Linked DNA regions of Homo sapiens: region 1 is linked to region 2. Evidence: read pairs that join two places in POLR2A ChIA-PET (ENCODE). Cell type or tissue: GM12878. All regions are shown on one strand.

Evidence for each region. ChIA-PET counts read pairs that join two places held together with the same protein. Peaks named below come from ENCODE experiments on the same cell type or tissue, not always from the same donor. Only the 100,000 strongest peaks of a DNase experiment are listed, where the experiment ranks them.
Region 1: POLR2A ChIA-PET joins it to region 2 with 7 read pairs; 2 of 35 experiments call an interaction of 5 or more read pairs at or near these places.

The regions. Positions count from the first base shown.
Region 1 is chr3:152,271,507-152,274,006 of GRCh38, forward strand. All of the region lies in intron 1 of MBNL1 (muscleblind like splicing regulator 1), which reads left to right. Among named protein-coding and RNA genes, the nearest start is that of MBNL1-AS1, 3.1 kb to the left of the region's middle. In GM12878, no CTCF peak of the experiment used is centred here; no DNase peak of the experiment used is centred here; H3K4me3 peaks cover 2,253 bases; H3K27ac peaks cover 2,500 bases.
Region 2 is chr3:152,517,914-152,520,413 of GRCh38, forward strand. No RefSeq gene overlaps it. Among named protein-coding and RNA genes, the nearest start is that of MBNL1-AS1, 250 kb to the left of the region's middle. In GM12878, no CTCF peak of the experiment used is centred here; no DNase peak of the experiment used is centred here.

The DNA.
Region 1 (2,500 bases), 250 kb before region 2:
TCTTGCTGCACCTTCTGGCTTTCTGCTTGGTGATAGATGTGCGGATTAGAGAACATCTCAGGTCTTGGTTAGGAGAAGCTGAAAAGAATAGGTGATTGGGTTTTTAAAATTCTGTATGCAAAGGCATTAGGGTGGGTAGTAGATATGAGAGTCAAAAGAGTGGAGGAAAGAAGTGAAATAGGTTCACGAAGTGATTGGCCCAAAATAAAATCCCATCAACCATATGGATCATAGAGAATGTGACATAGAAAGATTTTAAAGTGTATGGTTTTTTTAGGCCAAAAAGCTTCATATGTTTGGAAATCTAGAATGTGCTGTCCAGTACAGTAGCCACATGTGGCTGTTGAGCACTTGAAATGTGTCTTGTCCAGATTGAGAAGTGTAAAATACTACCGGTTTTGAAAACTTTATATGAGGGGAAGAAAGTAAAACATCTGATTAATATTTTTATATTTATGATATGTTTTAATGATAATTTTTGATATATTGGTTCTAATAGAAGATCTTACTAGATTAACTTCACCTGTTTCTTTTCTCTCTCTCTCTCTCTCTCTCTCTCTCTCTTTCATGGTGTCTAGAAAATATAACAAATGTGGCTAACATCGTATTTATTTTGGACAGTGTTGTTCTAGGATAAAGCAGGAAAACAATATTCTGGGAGAAAGCTTAAAGATTTTGCTGGTCAAAACAATAAAATTGGCTTATTTTATTATACATAGAAATACCTCGTCTTTCTTATCCATTGTAACCAAAATTTGAGAAAACACACCACCTAACATCTATTTTTATTTCCTCAAAGCTGCTATTTAGTTTAGAGATTTGATGGTGAGGTAGTAATAATAGAGAAAAACTTATAATTAGAGAATGAGTCTTAACACCTCTCAAAGGCCAAAATAGAGTATGATTGTTACTTAGGAACATTTTAGAGACACTGTAGTTATCATTGTCCTGAAGTTACCAAACATAAACGAGTCACTAAAATTATTTTAAAATAGAGATTTTAGTAAATAGCAATTATCTTCAAATACTTAATATGTGTTTTCTTTTGCTAGAACTTTCTTTAGAAAGTTAAAAAAAAAAACCCATATCCAAAGTCCTGAGCAAATGTTAATAAAAGATTGCTGCATTCATAAGAATGAAAGATTTTTACCTGCAGATAGGAGGGTATTGTTTTGAATATTAGCAAAGGTGAAAATGTGTTTCTAACGTAACATTATGGGCTCTGAAGAATTTCTATACATGGAGACACTGTCTTTATAATTTGAACACATTCTTGAGAAGGCATCTGACTGGTAAACAAAGCACAATGGCATAGGTCCTGGAAACATTCCTTTCAGATATTTTCATAACTGAAGTACATTTTGCCATTCACAGTGAGTGTTAAGCTGAAAAAAATGTGGTTCTTTTCTAGCCATATAAAGTATGCTTACTATTATTTTCTCGAAGGATGCCAAAAAATGTAAAATGGATGTTGTGGATTCTTCGTGGGGAGGTTAGCTAGTTTGTATATAGAGCCTCAAGAAGAGTTGCCTCAGCTTGGTGCCATCTTGAGTCTGTCTTCCACTAGATGAGGCATAGCTTCCATTAGTGTCAGTGCGTGTGTGGAGGGTGAGGGGAAGAATGATCCCCATTAACTTTGTATATTGTTTCTGATGAGTCATGGAGCATATTCACTAATGGTTGGAGAATTATTGATTGCAAGGCAGAGGATTCAAGAAGAGCTATTGGCATATGGCATTAACTGTCTCTAGACATATTTTTTATTTTTAAATTTGAGGTAGAGAAATCGGTTTTTACGTAGTGTTTTTCATATTATAAAAAATAAACGTTTATATAAGCATTACAGATACATCCTTGAGGAAAAAAATAGTAAATACATGGTTATAGTTTTCTACATATTACCAGTTTTTTTCATAACAGATCCAGAACATCTCTTTCAGATAATCGTTCATGTTTTTAGAGAGGCATCTCATCATATGTGCCTGTGAAATCTGTAAAAATATGTGTAACACACATCTTGAAATATTTGTGTTAGGAGAATTAAGTCTTACACATTTGGTTCTTTTTCTACTGTTTTTGATTATGTTCTCTAGGTTACTATGATTATCTTTTGTTAAAACAGTTCAGGAAATATTAATCTCAAAACGAAATGTAGCCATATTGGACAGAGTAGAGAATTGCTTTTCCACAGAGACCAGTTATTCCAAAAAGGTGAAGATGTTTCTGAAATAATATCATGCTCATATGCTCCAAAAGAAAAACCATCATCTCTTTTGACATTCTTTTAGGAAACTGAGAGATGTATGTTTTATATACCAAAAGAGGTGAATAATAGTTGATAAAGGTATGCAAAATACATACTCCTGTGAAGTGTGAACATACAATTTGTATGTAACGCATGCATGAGCATATAACTTTCCCCAAGACAATGCCAATTTATTCAAATCACCTGAATGTTAAATAATATCATACTATTAAGAAGAATTGTGGTAAATATGAA
Region 2 (2,500 bases):
CTGGAGAGTGGTCATCTTCCTGGGGGACAAAAGAAGACAGAGAATACAGAGAATGGATCTGGGCAACAAATGAAAAATAATGAGTGCAGGATATCAGGATGGCAATTTGCATCCTGGATGTGTGTGTATGTCCACAAATATAGGTATGTGCTATGCCAATTGGTTATATTGGGACCAACGTTTACTTCTTCACAGTAGGCTAGGACAATTCGCTCACATTCTGCCACTGCCAGCACCAAACTCAAATGTTTACACATTTGATTGCTTTAAAGCAATTACCCAAGTAAGTATATTTTTTAGCCATTCAAACAGCCTACTTTGTATACTCCATGAAACTACACCAAATATCTACCAGTCAAAGATGAAATAAACCCTGGAGTTACGAAAGATGCCAAATCCCTGCTCCTCCTGGCAACTCTGTGACAGAGATTCTCCTCCTTGCTGCTGAATGACATCACCCTGACATGTAAGCCTCCTCTCTCATTCCCCTCTAGCTGAGGGTTCCCTTGTCCCCTTGACCTCCACCTCTCTGGGTAGTGGCCCCATCCAGTTGTTTCTGGCAAGTCTGCTGCCACCAAAAACTTCCCCTCTCTTACAACCTGTCAAAGTATTAATACAACTCAGTAAAGGCCCTTATATACTACTGCCACCTCGTGCTCATGTTTTTTTCTTGATCAGTCGTCAAATCCTCTATCTTATAACTGCTCAATTCAATTGATATAAGTGAGTAGCTAGTATTCAGATAGCTTTTCATAAATTATTCAATTTAGTTCTTAAGATAAGCCTGTAGATTAAGTTCTATTATTCCTACTCAAAAGCTAATTGGCTTATCCAAGGTCTGAAGGCCAAATCCAAACCCTTCCTCCATACCATATGTAAGACTCTTATTCAATCCCCCGAACCCTCTCATTTTCCCTATCCATCCATTGTTGTCTAGTGCACAATATTTACTATACTTTACAATATAATATCGGAAAGGGGGGCATTAGAGTGCTATTCTCAGAAGTTCATCCGATGGCCAGAGGTTAGCAGATTCATGAAAAAAAAAAAAAAAAAAAAAAAAAAAAAGCAACCTAAAGACTTTTTGGATCTTCTGTTTTTAGTAAAGTTATATAACTAACTTTTTGAAAAATCTCCCACTCTAAAACTTTTTATGTATGTTGGGTAAAATATGATCACCTTATTTTCAAATGCAAAGCTTGATTCATAAGATGTAGAAGGACATTCCCACAGAATGAGAAACAAAGTAGGCTATCATAACACCTGACATCATCTCTGATGAGTATATCTTCAAATCTCTATGTCCCAATGCCTTGGCTTTTTGCAGCTCCACATAGGACAGGAAATGAGGTCTTAGTACACTCAAAAACGGAGATTTTGAGCAGGGGATCCATATACACCTGAGAGCCATAAAAGGCCACATTCTCAAAGAATAATAGACTTGTAAAATCTGCTCCCCAGCAAAGAGAAATAATAAGGAAATCAATCACTCTTGGTGTAGCCTCTGGGTTAAAAGTAATCTTGGGGGTTGGGATTCATCTTTCACTTATCTGTAATGTCTGATAAACCCCAAACCAGACAATTGACTTTATGTGGTTCTAGACTGATAGAAACTCAGAACACCTGGTAGAAACCAAAGCAAATACTCTCTAAAGAGATGCCCAGTCATCAGAGACCTCATTGAATTCCCACTGATGAAGCTAGTCATTTAAGTAAATTCACAATCCAAATTACAAAGCATAGAAGGCATAAGGCCACAATGAGAAAGAGCCAGTAAAACCAAGAAAAATCCAAATTTGACCCTCAAGGGCTTTGGCTATTCAAATTATTGAATGTAGAATGACAAGCACACAAACATATAACCACAATTATTGAATAAAAACTAATATAATGTGGTTTTAAGATTCTCAGAATGTTTGATGAGCATAGCATTGCATTTCTTGATTTGTTACAGAATGGATAAGGAGATTTTGTGATTCAGTCGTCTGGTGACTAATTGGAATTTGCTTTTTTAAACACATAAGGGAGGGGTGAAAATGGAAAATGTTTATAAAACAAATGAAAGTCCTCTTTGAAACTAAAATTATAATAGTAACCCTTAGAAAAGAATTTAGTAATTTGAGAAATAGCATCCTTAAACTTGGTCTCATGGCTTAACTAGTATTATTTTCTCTGTCTGTAAAATGAAAATTTTAGACCAGTCTATGGGTGAGAGATAAAATGCTTTTTCTCCTCTCTTATATTTCATTTTGCAGGCTTGAAAAAAAGAAGGTTCTGCTATTTTTGAGAACTCCACTATTTTTCATAGTGGTAAGCTGATAAGTTTCTAATTAAAAACAAACCTAGATCTATCATGTTAATATAGAATCATTTCCCAGGTACATTGTTAAGTGAAAAAAACTGAAGATACAGAGCAGTGTCTAAATGTCTTATTTGTGTAAAAAACATACATATTATACTTATTTATATTTGAATAGACTATTCTTGCAGGAATATGCAA